Linked DNA regions of Mus musculus: region 1 is linked to region 2. Evidence: chromatin loops called from intact Hi-C (ENCODE). Cell type or tissue: heart. All regions are shown on one strand.

What was found. A loop is a pair of places that touch in the nucleus more often than their neighbours do. Peaks named below come from ENCODE experiments on the same cell type or tissue, not always from the same donor. Only the 100,000 strongest peaks of a DNase experiment are listed, where the experiment ranks them.
Region 1: a loop joins it to region 2, with 2.4 times the contacts of the local background. A loop is called at or near these places in 3 of 42 quality-filtered maps.

The regions. Positions count from the first base shown.
Region 1 is chr8:91,368,244-91,376,243 of GRCm38, reverse strand. All of the region lies in intron 1 of Fto (fat mass and obesity associated), which reads right to left. Among named protein-coding and RNA genes, the nearest start is that of Fto, 59 kb to the right of the region's middle. In heart, no CTCF peak of the experiment used is centred here; a DNase peak (open chromatin) is centred at 4,063; H3K27ac peaks cover 1,808 bases.
Region 2 is chr8:91,308,402-91,316,401 of GRCm38, reverse strand. Rpgrip1l (Rpgrip1-like) reads left to right here and starts at 3,180. Exons shown (of 26, transcript NM_173431.2): 1 at 3,180-3,199; 2 at 5,973-6,064. The coding sequence starts at 5,980. It overlaps Fto (fat mass and obesity associated), which reads right to left and starts at 2,877. Exons shown (of 9, transcript NM_011936.2): 1 at 2,782-2,877. The coding sequence starts at 2,826. In heart, a CTCF peak has its summit at 3,015; a DNase peak (open chromatin) is centred at 3,031; H3K4me3 peaks cover 2,188 bases; H3K27ac peaks cover 1,439 bases.

The DNA of each region.
Region 1 (8,000 bases), 60 kb before region 2:
CTCCTTCTTTTGCTCCCTCCCTCCCTTGCTCCCTCTAACATACACATAGTAAGGTAATCCCACTCCCTCATGTTTGACACACACATGCTCACAGCCAACATTAAAGAGAACTTCAGTAACCCAGGGCAGTTGTGGTTTGCTCTGAAACCTGACTTCTAAACAGCCATCAACTGCATATGTCAGCCCCGAGAGCCAGTGGAACAACACACTTGCTTTCATGAAAATGGTCCTGAAAACAGCTAATATGTTAGTCTTGACTGTCCCAAAGAAGTGAGGATTAACTTTATTGTGGGTTAAATTAGTTGAACTCCAAAAGAGTAAAAAAAGACAAGGACAATAAACAGTCCCATTGTCTCAGGCCCCTGGAAGCCAAGGGTGATGAGACCAAATGCAACTTGAGAAGGAGTCTGAGCCTGAGCATTTTTCAGATTCCAAGTAAAGAAACAAGGCAAGCTTTGACATGGACAAGATACCCGAGACCACAAGCAGCAGCCCCGAGTGTAGTCCGTTTCAGACAACTCTAGAACCACCCCTAAATGACTGCTGAGGAGCCCAGCGGAGGCTAGTTTTCCCACACTGCACCATTCATCACTCCGACCAGGCACCAACTGGCTAGGCTAAGAAATAACCATCGTACCTCCTCCCTCCAAAAGAGCCCTGAGCACTGCTGCAGTGCTAGGCGCTGGCCTAGGAACGCTGGGTTGATTAGCTTTTAACTACGAAAGGTTCAAAACTTGTGTCCTGTCTGGCACCAAACAAAGAACACGGGCACGTGCGCAAAAAGGCAAATTCATGTGGCTCCTTCTGAGGGTAACCATATGAAAGAAGGACGAAAGAATGTCAAATACCCAGAGCATTTCAGAAAAGACATGAAATGAGCTCTGGTGTTACAGGGTGGAAGGGAATCCCGCATGCTGGCTGGCGGCATCCATTCTTCACTGAGCTTCTGTCTAGGCAGGGGCAGCCTGTGTGCCTGGCCCCGAGCTGGATACTGGGGATGATATAAAGGCAGCTGTCGCCAACATCACCGCGCAGCAGTGAGCATCACCAAAGCTCAGTTGAGCATTTACTGTGTCAGCCCCCTTGGCCTGCAGTAATTCCTGAGATTCCCCACTCCAACCCAGCACAAACCACAGACACGGGAGGAAACAGAAGAACTTACAGCAGTAGACAGGCAAAACTTTATTTTTTTTAAAAACATAAAACTACTATTTTTAGATAATTTCTGGGGACTCTTTCTATACTCAGAAGAATGAACAATTTACATCAATTGGTACTGAATTATCCCAGCTATCCTCAGAACAAGGTCTGTAACTGTTATGAAGCCTGACTTCCATGTTCAATACGTCATGTCACAAAAACCACAAATAAATTACTCCCCTTGATAGAAAGTGAAAATTGAAGAGTCCCATGGACTTAATGGCAGTGTTTTAAAAAAAAAGACGTACTTTCCCTTTTTAAAAAAGACAATCACCAAAAGAAGCTGCTACAAAAAAAAAAAAAAAAAAAGAAAGAAAGAAAGAAAGAAAAAAGAAAAAAAAGAAAAGCCTGGGTCCTAAGGCAGATTACAAAGTTTAAAGAAGGCTGACCAGAGGAAGGGTCAATGTGAAACTGCTGATAACACAGCTCTCAACATTGCCAAAATCAGTCTCCACATTCGCTCAGAACAAAAGAGTTGGACTGCCATCTTTAAGGTCAGATTAAGGTGACGGGCTGGATTAAGCCATCCATCAGGTAAAATAAATGTTCTGACCAGAGCCTAAACACTTCTAATAGTAGGGTCAGCACAGAGGCCTGGCCCAGTGGGGAGATGCCCTGTGGCTGCAGCTCAGAAGGCTGCCCTACAAATTCTCACTAGACGCTTAATCAATACGATGCCTTAGGACTCGAACTGCTACCGTAAAATCAATATTACCTTTATTTTAAGTAGCAGGAGGAACAATGAGATTATCTTGTTGCTTACAAGTCTGCTGTGGACAATCTGGCTCCTGGTGTATGTCACCTTTTGCTTTTGCCTGGGAGGAATGAGTTTGCTGGGCTCGGAGGCAGCCTGGCAGCAGGGCCACAGACAGGGAGAGTTGAGGGTACACACACTAGCTCAGGAAAGCTAAAGAAAGATGCCCCAAAGCTTCCATCCAGCAACTGCACACTGGACCTCCTGCTCTCAGATTCCTGCCTCCCAGCAGCCCCTTGGATGCCACATGGGGACCTGAAGACCAAAGGACTGTTCTTCCTCAGTCTTCTGATTGCCATCAACAGACACAACCTAGTCCCTGATGCCATTCTGGTCCCTCTCGTCTCTGAATCATCTTCATCCAGTCTCACAAGAAATCCCATCAACTTTGCCTCAGGATTAGATCCTAAGTCTCTCCCCTTCTATGGGCCTCTGTAATCACCTCCTGTCCCAGACATCAATGCACCCTTGGCAAGACTTCCTCCCTAATTCTATTCTCACCCTCAGATATATTTATAAAATAACAAATCAGCAGTTATTCTTCACCTTAACCCTGACTGTGGTCTCCATTGAGTTGTAATAGAATCTAAATATTTACCCAAGACTAAAGGTGCTTCTAAGACCTTAAATTCTGGCCACAGAGCACCTTCATCGCCTATATGAAAAGACTTATCAGGACATGAAAAATCCAAGCATCCTCAGCCCGTGTTGTCGTATTTGGGGCTCCATATAAGATGCTATTTCGGATCACTCTAACTAAAGCCCCTCCTGCCATCTTCCTCATCACTTCTTTACCTGCTTCCTGGCTTGCCTCTAACAGAATGTTAGCCTAGAGGGGAACAGTTCTGGTCTGTGTTGTTACCACAGAAACCACCAAGAACAGAGTGAGCACCTACTAGCACATACTCTGCTAGATTCCTTGTAAGGAAAACATGGGTAACCATGGAAATCTGGTATTGATATCCGTCACGCTGAACATACTGGCAAAGCGCTTCAGTCAGAGAGAGAAGCTGAGCACAGAAAGACCTTTGGTTTTTTTCTAAATTGGTTTAATCTTTTTAACATTCCAAAAGAGTAATATTTTCAATAAGAGGTCAAGAAGAAAACAAGTCCCAGCTCCTTCGACCTGGATTTCAATGCTATGAAGCCGGTGTTGACAGCAGAGGTTCAGATGGGGTCTCCAGACACCATCACCAAATCTGCCTCCAATGAGTGGATTTGGCCCGTCTTGCCTGCACACTCTCCATCTCTCTCTCTCTCTCTCTCACACACACACACACACACACACACACACACACACACACACAGCCTTCCTCAGCTCCTCACAAGACTGCCCACAGTACTCTGTGCCTTTCTGAATTCATCCCCTCTACCAATCAAGAGCAGGCTCACCTCCTAGCTAAAGCCTGTTTGGCTCCAAGGCAAAGGAAAATGAACAGGAAAGGCACAGGATCCACCCAGGAGCTGGGTGAGGGGCCAATGTCCACTCACTCGTGTGTTCTGGGTAAGGCGTTGTGCCCACCCACCTGCCAGGTACACAGCTGGGTAAGGAGTTAGCCTCTCCTCAGAAGCTGGGCATGATGGTCAGTACTCTGAAGTTTGATCGAGCCTCAGGGGTAAATTCAAATAAGCCCCATTTCTAGGTAAGAAACTGGCATATTAGGTCCAAGACTTTGCAGAAATCAAACAAGGAAGCAGCAGAGATGAAACTGACATCATTCACACTCTAAAGTCCCGACTCTCTCTAAGGAATCATCTTAGCAACAAAAATAATGAACACACAAAGAAAATCTTGCTCTTGCTGATTAAATTGGATGTCTCCTGTTCCAGACAGTGCTTCACCACTTTCTCCTGACTGGGCCCCTACATGGCAACCTCTGTGTGAACTGGATTGCTACAGAACAAATACAAAAATCCCTGTAAAATTTCCCTTTCCTATCATACACACAGGTAAAATAGTTGAGTTGTACAGGAGAGCAGTACTAAATTTTCCTTCCTAGTATTTCTACCTCACCCGGACAAATGTCAGGAGCTTGTCAACTTGGTCAGTGTTATCAAAGGACAAATAACGTAGCTCAGCATAACACATGTCAGACTCCCGGGTGCTCACAGTGGGGCCCAGAGCCAAATGATCCTCAGAAGCCAATGGCTGCAGCCAATCGGAACTCCCTTAAAAATACAAGACCCAAGAAACAAAAATAGAATCACTATGTTAAAATACCCTCTCATCTGGGAGCTTTCTAAATAAATCAAGAGTAAAATTAAAATTTAATGAAGCAAATTTTTCTCTTGTCAATCTTTACTCACCTACAATAATTATTTTTAATAAGTCACATGACATCATGACATCTTAAAAGGTCTGTGACTACAAGAAAAAAATTGCATTCAAAATATTGGGCAAAAGGCCAAAAGTAATTGGGCTAGCATGCTTATTTTAGTCCTTTTATTTAAGGGGTAGACAGGATCTTGGTTTGTAATCCAGGCTGGCCTTGAACATCTTCCTCCACCTGAGTGCTGGGGTCATAGATGTTCCCCCACCCCCACCCCGAGCCCCCAATGCCCAGCTGTCATAGTTCTTCTCTATACTGGAACACATCAGAAATCATCTGATAAATATCTTCTAGACCTTCCAATTGTTCCAGATATTTTTCTTTATTGCTCTATTTTCTCACTAAACATTATTAAGGATATTCATCACAAACCCATTTCAAATAGCATTCTGTGAAGAAATAAATTCATTTCATACTCTGCTTGAAAACAATACTGATCACTTCTCTGCTAATCGGCCCTCTGTTTTCACAGATAAGGTGACAACTTTTAAGGTGCATTAATGACATATTAAGTTAAAACTTTGAAACTTGTACCACCAAGAGCAATCATTCTGATGCTATAGGCCCTTTTCTCGGGACCAGTGAGAACTCAGCTCTTAGGGAGGTCACTGTCTCCAGAAGGCACTCCTCTTTTGTGATAAGCTACAGCAAACAACGAAATGCCACCAGGCAAAGATTCTGTCCTTCCTTCTTTCATTCCGCCCTCCCTCCCTTTCCTGCTTCCTCTCCATCTTTTTTCCTACTTCCTTTCTGTTTTGTTTTTAAGATCACAGGCTTGTGAGTTATACGGTGTCAGGTTCAGCCTAAAACGATAAAGCCCATCCTCCCCCCGCCCCCTCGCATGCTCCAGGGGTGTAAATATTTCATGGTATCGCCATCATTCACTCAGTGCTTACACTGTCTGATCCGCCTCCATTCCGTCTGTCCAGTGCTCTGGAGGATAGCGCGTTCTCATGTCTGCTGCTCAGTCACATAAAGCCCTTGTTCCTCAAAGGTTCTTCAAAGTTCAATAATTCATTAAACACTGCGCTGGGGTCGGTGAGCACACACAGAAATGCAAGACTGTAGAATGTGTGACACTATTAAAGGCTTTCTCTAATAAAAATGGTGACTTTAGAGATAATGACAGCATTGTTACTAATACGAGAGAGCGCACTCTGAACAACTGAAGCTCTACTGAGCTGAGAGACAAGAGCTTAAACAGTTACAGGGAAGTCATTAAGCAAGCCCTCTGTGAAACAGGCCATGAAGGAAGGTGAGGTCACAATGCCAGGCCCAGGTCTTCCCTCAGAATAAGAAGTCAAGTTCCCATTGCTACTTTTTGTAAACGCCATAGACACATTTACAATCTCAATCTCAAAATAGTCTGAAACTGAAGACTAATGACATTTTAAACTTAGAAATACTATCTCCAAAATCTACTTATTATCCTTACTCTTCCCTGCTATGTTCTAAGCAATAGGCCAGGAAGACACTGTGCAGAAGCACATGAAGCACACTTGAAAACAAAGAATAAAATACTGGGTGGTATATTTACATCATCAAGTATCCACTGAACTCAGATCTACTGAGAACACAAGAGCGGACTAAAAGCATCACTTGGTAGTCACAAGGCTACAAGATGCAGTTGGATGACAAGGCTTAAAGGGCCAAATATAGTATAGAAACCACTGCTAAATTAACATCCAAAGCCAGGACATGTCAAGAAGACAGAACTGAACCAATCTGAGCAGGAGTAGGCAAGGAGATTTTTAAGAAGGGAGAAATGACTTATGTATTAAATTGATTTCTTATTTCTCTCAAATAGACCCTGGAATCAGAAACTAATAAACAAATTAATGATTAACACAACAAATTAACTTCTACTTAAATATGATGGTGTCAAAACATGTACCTGACGCCTTCCTCAAATGATATTCTTGTAAAGAAGTTAAAACAACAGAGGCAAGCAGACCTTTGTGAGTTCAAGGCCAACCTGGTCCACATAGTGTCTTCTAGGCCAGTTAGGGCTACATAGGGAGATACTGTCAAGAAAGAAAAGAAGAGAAGAGAAGAGAAGAGGAAGAGGAAGAGGAAGAGGAAGAGGAAGAGGAAGAGGAAGAGGAAGAGGAAGGAAAGACGGAGATTTAAACAAAATAACAAAAAAAGTCAGAGACAAAAAAAGAATGTAAGACAGATAACAGCAGCCTAGAGCTGAGAGTCCGAGCATGCTGAGAGAGAAGCAGAGGAAGGTAATCAGTACAACAGCAAAGGCACGCAAAGCCCCTCCACTACCTGGAGTGAAGCACCCCCCACTCCTTGCCGCCTTCTCCTGAAAGCCTCAGAATTTACAGGAACCAGAGACTTCTAAAGGCAGATGTATCTTAAAGTGGGGCTGAAAACAGGGAGGCTGGGCAGAAACAAGCAAAGCTGGGTTATCCTTTCTGTCCTAAGCCTAAACCAAGGCCAAATCTTTGACCAAGCAGAACATGAGCTGTACTGTCTGGAGGGGGCGGCCTGAGGCTAGCTGGGATACTACAATACCCAGCTCACTTCAGGGCAGAAGTAAGAGCAGCACCCAACCCTTAGGTCTGCCCCCTCCCCGCTCCCGGGTAGCTCAGGGCTCAGAAATCCAAGCACTGGGTACTTCAGCAGGTCACCTCCATGCATCCTGCAAGGCACTGAGCAGGCCTCTTGGACAAAGGCGCTATCTTCCATCATTTCTTGTTAGCTTCCTGCCTGCTGATGTTTAGCTAACTCGTCAATACTGGACCCTGTGGATGGATCTTCTGGCTTCCTATGTCTTCTCTCACACATACACTCTCAGGAGAGACAACTTTTGTATTTTCTAATAGTTTTATGAAAAACGTTTACTTTTGCTACTGTATTTTTAACTTTTCAGAAATCATTCCTGTTCTAAGGTAACATTCTCCTCTTTAAAATTTCCTAATGAGAAATTTCAGAAACATAAAAGCAGAGAATTATATACTAACTCCTAGGTAAACATCACACAACATCCATAACAATTATCATTTAATACTCTTCTTTCTTCTGTTCTACCATTGTTTCTGTATTTTTTCAGAGAAATCCCTAGATGTCATATTTTGACTGCAGTTTGTGTGTGTATGTGTGCACGCGCCTGTGTGTGTATAATATATATAGACAGATGTTTCCTAAAAAGTAAAATATATTATCACAACTAACATTATCAATGTGAATGTTTTCCTTTAATAGCATCTTGTTCCTGTATGAAGACAACACTTTCTTTCACTTATTTAAGAATTATTATCATTTGTTTTAAAGGGTTGAAATAATTTTGTTCTCTTTTAAACCATATTTTATGTATAGCAATAAAATTTACATGTAAAAAAAAACTAGAATGGTTTGGTATAGTTTTAAATGGGAGGAAAAAAACCTAAAATGTTCAGGTTACAGAACCACTTCCCTAGGAGTAATGGCTTTCTTTCTTCTTCCAATGACCATTAATGCAAAAGGAATCAGTCATCACCAGTCACTGAATACATCTGTAGCAAGGACCCACCGAGAAAGTTATTTCCCCCCTTCCGACTACCATGTAGTAACTGTGTAAGTATAGCGTCTAAGATGCTCATGCCTGTATACAATGCACTACGATTACATTCAATCTCCATCGGGGCCATCTCTCATTGGCTCCAGCTCCAGCAGATCTTAGTCTCCCCGGGTAATCCCCCTTCGACTTGCATGAACGTTTGAATCTG
Region 2 (8,000 bases):
TCCATACAGAAACTAGGCTGCAACTGTTTAGGGTATCATTTTTTATGACAGCCAAAAAAAAAAAAAAAGTCAAATTGCTCACATAGCATTACATTTCCTTGACACAACTACAGTTACCTGGGGATCTAAATTAAGGAACTGCCTCCAGCAGATTGGCCAGTGGGTATGTGGATAATTAATCCATGATTGATATGGGAGGACCCAGCCCACTGTGGGTGGTGCCACCCTGGGCACATGGTCCTGGACACTATCAAAAAGGGCAAGCCAGTAAGCAATGTTCTTCCAGGGTTTCTGCTACAGTTCCTCCCAAGAGTTCTTGCCTTGGCTTTCCTCAATGATGAATTATCACAAGACAGTGAAGATAACATAAACACTTTCCTCCCCTGCTGGCTTTTAGTTGTGGTGTTCTATCACAGCAACAGAAAAGAATAGTAAGTAAATAAACAAACAAATATAAAAAAAAGTGGTGTGTCCAGAAATAGGAATGTCATCTACTGGGTAATGGGAAGCATGGATAAGTGTTATAAGATCTACGAACCTCGGCATGGATGAACACGTATGGTGAGTGAAAGCAGCCAAACAGAAAGGTCACATATACATGATTCTATTTATATGGTAATGTTCTGGGGCTAGAGATGGCCCAGTTAATGACGTGCTTGCCACAATCGAGAGGACCTGAGTGTGGATCGCCAGCCCCATGTAAAAAGCCAAGTGCAGTGCAGGCCTGAAATGCCAGCTCAGCAAAGGTGAAGATAGGAAGATCTCCAGGGCTTGCTGAGAAGCAAGCCTAGCTCAGTGAGTGAGCAGCTCGGTGAGTGAGCTCTGAGTTCCAGGAGAGCTCCTGTCCCAAAATAAGGTGAAAAGCAACTGAAAAAGAAACTCAGTGTGGAGCTTTCATCTTGACAGACACACACCAGCACATGCACCTGCATACATGCATACAGACGTACACAGATGACAGACACACACACACATACAATATCCATCAAAGGTGGCCCTAGCAAGCAAACAAACAAACAAACAAACAAACAAATTGCCTAGACACAGAGGTGAAATACTTTGGGAAATGGCAAATGGACGCATTACGCAGTGTAAATAAAGATACAGGATTTTTCCATGGCTGTTTTCCTTGTTAGCCTCCAACCTGTAAGAATCCAAATGCCCAGCCACAGGTGAGTGAATGAATAAGTGGAATCACACAAAGTGCACTACCACTCAGCCACAGAAACGGAACAATTGATAACATGTGCGTTAACACGTATAGGTCTCAAAAATTACTGTGATCAGTAAAAACGGCATCCGGGTATATGCTGTCTGCTTCGGCTTAGATGAAAAACTCTAGAAAGCATAGATTCAACAATCATGACTGATCGCATGACTGCCTGGGGGTAAAATAAAGAAATCGGCTGTAAAGAAATAACTTTTTAAAAGAGCCATGCCCTCTATGCAACTGGAACATTTTGCATATACGTACAGTCAAAACTTATCAAATTGTTCACAACAAATGACTGCAAGATTCTCTCTATACACTGGGCCTTAACTTAGCTGAACAGAAAGTCAAGCAATCACTTACGATTACTGAGACATTGTCTAGGACTTAACACAACTACCTGTGCTTCGCATCAGCCAGTACTTCAATGTCTTTCACAAAGAGACTAGAAATGGAGCTAGGAGATTAGAGAGGGGCAGCTCCTGATCCCTAATGCCACCTAGGAAACAAAAGGCCCTGAGCAAAGGCCAACTTCTGCCAGACTCCGTGTCCATGTCTGTAAAATACATAACTCAGGCCATTACACCCAAGACCCAAAACCCTTAGATTCCTAACTGACTTAGGAATCTTACAAGACAAAATTCTACGACAGCAAGTACTGTACCTGTTTTATTTCCTACTGATCCTCGCTGCCAGTATTTACCTACCATAGAATAAGCACCAAACGGCATAGCCAAGGGCCTTTGGCCAAATGAGCTACAGACAAGAGAGACTTTTAAGATGGGCAGAATCTGTTGTGTCCACTGAGGGGGACTGAATGCTGATAAGTTAGAACAAATCAATAGGTCCCAACTTTGGGGATGGGGGAAAAGGAAAATATTGAGCTTCCAGTGCTCATCTTCATAACGGACTGTTTATACTCTACCTATGTAATATCTGTCTTGCCATCTGCTGCAATGATATGAAATAATTATGCATTTAATGTAGGTGTCTGATACAAAAAAAAAAAAATGCTGCAAATAAGTCGCCGTTGCTGTTACTGTCATCCCAAGGAGTGTCCACTGTCAGAAAGCTGAACAGCAAGGACGGAGTCCAGGAATGTACTACCCACAGAAGCTATGTAAAGCGTATCTGATGTGCTGACCACGCAGACAAGTCATCTGGCCATTGAGGCAATGCTCCAAATAAAAACATGTCACCATACTAAATCTGTGGCTCAGCTGCGCTCGAGCTGAAAACACACAGGTGGTAAACTGGTAAACTGAGGCTCGAGAGTGGCTACAAATATAACCAAGGAATAGGGACAGAAGCAGGACAGGGACATAGATGTCTATCTTTTCATTTCTGACCAAGACTAACTGTATCCAGATCTGCATCCAGAGCAATATGAATTCACAGCACAGACGTGCGCGCGCACACTCACACCACGTCTGCAGGTCTCTTGCAAACAAGGCCCTGACACCCCTTGGCTTAACGCCGAGCATCCACTCAGCCATCCCAGCGGGTCTGCGGGTCCCCTGCCTCTAGCCCGGGACTAACACAGAATCCCAGACGCCCGGAGCCCCACATACCTTAGCTTCCCGCTCTCGTTCCTCCGCGGTCTGGACGCGCTTCATGCTGCTACTAAAGCCGCCTTCGCCACCGTGGGCCGTGTTCCCCCTCGCCCTGGACCCCGCCTCCTGTGTGTAGTTCTCTCAACGGCTCTCTCCCGCCTGGAGCCATTTGCTCTAATACCTAGAAGAACTACCCTTCCCAGAATGCTGCGCGAGACTCCCGAGTACTCCTTGGGCTCCGGAGCTGAATTTCTCCAGTCAGCTAGCAGGGCTAGCGTAGTCCGCTACGCGACCCGCCGACGGCCCGCACCCTACGGAGAACTACATTTCCCAGTGGGTAACGGGACTCACTGTTTTCCCGTGCTCCTCTGGGCCTGCAGAGGCTCGCGCCCTGGGCGCTATAGCAACCGGTAGCTAGCTGAGGGCGAACGCGGAGGTGAGTACTCTGTGAGGTGGGGGCTAATGCAGGTTGGCTGGCTCTTCCGCGGCCTCACAACTGAGCCTGGAGTCTGTTCGAAGCCCAGGATAGACCTGGGATTCTTGCGTGGAAAGCAGTCCATCCCGACACACCTCCACATCCGCAGGCCTGCATCTGACTCGCCCTGACCGCCCGCCCAGCCAGAAACGCAGCTGATAAGAATTGGCAACCCTAAGTCCTACAACTCAAAGGTCCCAGTCACATTTCACTCTGTTTCCCAGAAACTGGGCTTGGATGGTAGAACCTAAGCCTCCCAAGAGGCTTGTTACTGTTGTTGTTGTTGGCTTGTTACTGTTGTTGTTGTTGCTGCTGCTGCTGATTGTCGATTAGTTTTTAAAAGGGGGTCTCCCTATGCATCCTAGGCTGGCCTTAAACTAGCCTTTTTAGCCCATGCTCGTCTCAAATTCAATCAATAATAGGTCTTGCCTCAAGTTCCCACCACCACAATCAGTTTCTAGTGGCCTATCTTTTATTCTTTATTACTGTTTCTCATCTGACTACTCCCATAGTCTGTTAAAGCCATTACAGGGCAGAGACTTTGTTTAAACTCAGTGCCTGGCATTCATTCATTCATTCATTCATTCAATAAATGATAGCGTTAATGTCTACTATGTGACATCAGATAGCAGAAGAGGAACTATTTGGGGGAGGAAGGAGACCAGTGAGAGGAAGCTAGAGAGATGGGGGGGGGAGTGGTAGGGGACAGATATAAGCAAGAAACTATGATATAGGTGTGAAAATATACTAGGTTAAAAATGCATGACATGACAATGAATTACGATACAACTCTGGGATAATGACAAAGGCTGTTGCTGTAAGCAATAAGCCACAGCAGGGTGGTGGCACACTCAGGACAAATTCAGAGTCTACTCAGGGCATGGTGACACCCGACTTTAATCGTAACACTCTGGAAGTAGAGGCAGGGAGATCTTTGAATTCCAGCCAAGTTTATATAGTGAGATGACCCCCCCCCCCATTTTTTAAAGAAAAAAAAAACACAAGGAAAAAATAGAGAATTTGAGGCCAGTATGTTTAGTGTTCTTGGTGAATTTCATGTCAGCCTAGACAGCCTGGGCTTCCCTTGAAAAAGAAAAGTTAGAAACCAGGAAGAAAATTAACACAGAACAGTAAGGGAAACTCTAAGGAAAGGTCAGTTGGACTGAGCTCTGAAGTATGAGGAGACAGAAGAGCCTTAGGAGCAAGATAAAAGCATGCCATATGTGAGGAAAGCAGGGAAGGTTGTAAGTGGATCATAGCAAAGAGGGAGAATTCACTGTGCCATCTACCTACATCAGACCAGTAACAATTTTCTTCTCGGTCATGATAACCAGAAATATCACCAAACAACTAACTCCTGCATTAATGACCTTGAGCAATTGAGCTAGCTTGTCTTAGCTTCTGTTTGTATCTAATGACCTTGAGCAATTGAGCTAGCTTGTCTTAGCTTCTGTTTGTATCTCAGGAACCATTTGAGTAGCCATTGCTTACGCACACTGTAAGCACAGTGAACAATATGTGTTAGCATCAACTTCTGCAGACATTCTTTCAGATATTTGCCCCTAGCAGTGGTTCTCAGCCCATCATGAGTTCCAATCAAAGTTCCAGGCCCTCTCTCTAAGAGAGACTCTTCATGCACATATACGTAGCCACGTCTTCAAATTTCAGACACTGAAATCCAATTCAATCCCTTTATCCATTCAAGTGACTGTTTAATAAATGCTGCTCGCTGAGTGTGCCACCCTCTGTGCCAGCTTCTCAGACAGGTGAACAAGATGGACAAGCATTCTAACGTCTTGGTCTTCACATTCTTCAACCAACATTCTAGAACTGGAAAGTCTCTTCCTTACCAGGGTACTAACAGTTCACATCTAGACCTTTCTAGGAAGGTCAAAGTGGAAATCGAGAGTGTACGTTTTTCCTTATTTATTTGCTTACTATACACTGTATATTCATGTCCACATACAACACTAAGTTACTATGGTATGTCTCTATAGAGAAAAGAAACTGAAAGTTCTAGAACAAGCCATGAAGTAACAAAGGAGGGAGACAAAGTAAAATCACACTGTGAACAAATGGTGCCTCCTCCTTCACAAAGCCTGAAAGGGGCAGCCTGGGTGGGCACAGCATGTAGTCAGTGGGCATTTCGAGACACTTGACATCCCCAGCACATTTGCTAAAGGCCTTTACGTGCTTTTAGGATAACTATGAGATGGGTATAATTTGCTCTGTTTTTAAAATTAGGTAAATTTAATGACTTGGCCAACTATGAGAAGGTAGAACTAACTGTTTGACTCGAGTACATGGCCTGAGTTGTGGTTTGTTTTGGGTTTTTGGGGGGGTATTTTTGGTTTTGTTGTCGTTTTGTTTGGTTTTGTTTTTTTTTCCCCCGAGAATTCATGCTCTCTTTAAGGAAAAGTGTAGGGATCGAAGTATTTCTGAACTGCGGAAGGGTTTGGTTTTGCTTCAGAGAGATGAATAAGGAAAGGAAGGATGATAATCTTACTCATTTCCTAAGAAGACTGTAGTAAATCCTCTGCTCAGAAGACAGTCCTCGTGATTGGGTGCAGTGCTCCTTCTGGACTGGGAGCTTTCATCTTGCTCAGGCAACACATGTGGGCAATAACATGTCCATTAAAGTTCTAGTTTCCTAGCCCCTTTATTTGGCTCATTCCATTGCATAGCTAATGCAATAACTTAGGAAGAGTTTGTTTAAATTTTCTTTTCTCCACAGATAGACCATGTCTGGCCCAAGTGACGAGACAGCAGGAGACCTGCCGGTGAAAGATACAGGTCTAAACCTCTTTGGAGTTGGAGGGTTACAAGGTATGGCCACCTGTTATTTATTACAGTTATGAACTTTGATCAGTAATTTCTTTACTTTTAATTTAAAGTATTTCTGATAGTCATACAAAGCCAGCCATTTGAGTAACTATATAGCTCTTGATTGGACTAAACAAGAGAGAGAGTTTAAAACACATATGGTATTTTACTGCGAGCATCAATTATCAACAGCTCATAGCAAATGCAAGATCCCCCTCTGTTCTGATAAAGAGTTGTTATAAATCATCTTTTTAAAATTCCACACATCAGTAGAAACTGCATAGAGTATCAGGCCCCCAAACTGAATTGCCTGGTTTAAATCACATTCACCATTAAAACACTTCTTTATGTTCACATTTTATTTGGGAGGAAATACCATATTTTAAATATTTTGCCTTTCAAGTAGAGTATCTCAAAATGGCGTGTTTATGCAAGTGATAGTGAGTTTTCAACCACATTAATATACATTAAAGGCTTTCTTTATCCTTTTAGCATTTGGTTGTTCCTGTAGAGCTGGAGTATTTTCAACTGAGAAAGCAAAGCACTGCTTTCAAACACCAGAGACTGAAGAACCAAGTTCCTGTCTGTGACAAAGCTAGTCAGACCCTTACACCACTATCCTTGCTTGTAGAAGGCTCAGGGTTAAATTGTGTCTTAAGGACTCTACATACACCTTTTAATTGTAACAATGTCTCTGGCCAGGCTTAATTATAAGTATATAAGAACAAATTGACCACACCAATTTTTTTTCTTTAAAAATTTATTTATTATATGTAAGTACACTGTAGCTGTCCTCAGACACTCCAGAAGAGGGCATCAGGTTTCATTATGGATGGTTGTGAGCCACCATGTGGTTGCTGGGATTTGAATTCCGGACCTTCGGAAGAGCAGTCAGCGCTCTTAACCACTGAGCCATCTTGCCAGCCCCCACACCTATTATTAAAAGGAAGGATGTTTAGGCTTTGATTTAGATAATGGAACCAGTGTCAGGTGTTCAAATACAAATAAATTTGAAGTGTTTTAAAACTGGGTTTTGGTATTATGTAAGTTCAATCCTTATCATCAGTAGCTACCCTCAGTCTTTTATATTGACTGAAATTAAATGTGTGTATATACGTAAAAGTTTTAGAAATTTGTTGGGTTTGGTTGGGTTAGGTTTGGTTTGGTATGGTTTAGTTTGGTTTGGTTTGATTTGGTTTTTGAGACAACGTCTTACTATGTATGTATGCACTGCTGGTCTGGAACTCACTATGTAGACCAGACTGGGCTCGAACTCACAGATATTTGCCTGCCTCTGTCTCCTTGTTGCTGGGATTTTTTTAAAAAGTATGTACCACAATGTTAGGTCAAAAAGTTAATTTTCAATATATTAAATAGCTTATAGAGAAATGATCTGTGAAACTTTCAAACCACAGGTTTTGGGTTTATTTCTGAGGAATTTGTATTTGCTTTATATTTTATTTTTCTATATCCTAGCTCCCTCATTCAGAAAAAAAAATGCCCTAATAATATTATGTTCACTGAATTGCTCCAGTTTTGTCTCTGTAAGAAATACACACAGATTTGCAGATTGAACCTCTCACATGCCAGGCAAGTGTTGTATGCTACCTCACTGCGTTCCCAGACCGGGCAGCCTGGCTTTTCTAACTATGAGCTTTACAGTGCTCAGAATTAGAGGAATTAGAAATCTGTTGAACCAATTTCCTCCTGAAAAAGTGATGAAGGCCACACCAGTGAATAAAGCCGTTGCTCAGACCCCTATTGCTATATGAAAAGCAGTCATCACAAAGACCTCACTGAAGCTTGATGGCATAGACAGTTTTCTAAACAACAACAACAACAAAAAACCCACAACTTAATTTGTAGGTCAAAAGGAGAGAAATCTGAGTGTGATAGTGTATGCCTGTGATCCCAGCACTTGGAAAGTAGAGGCAGGACG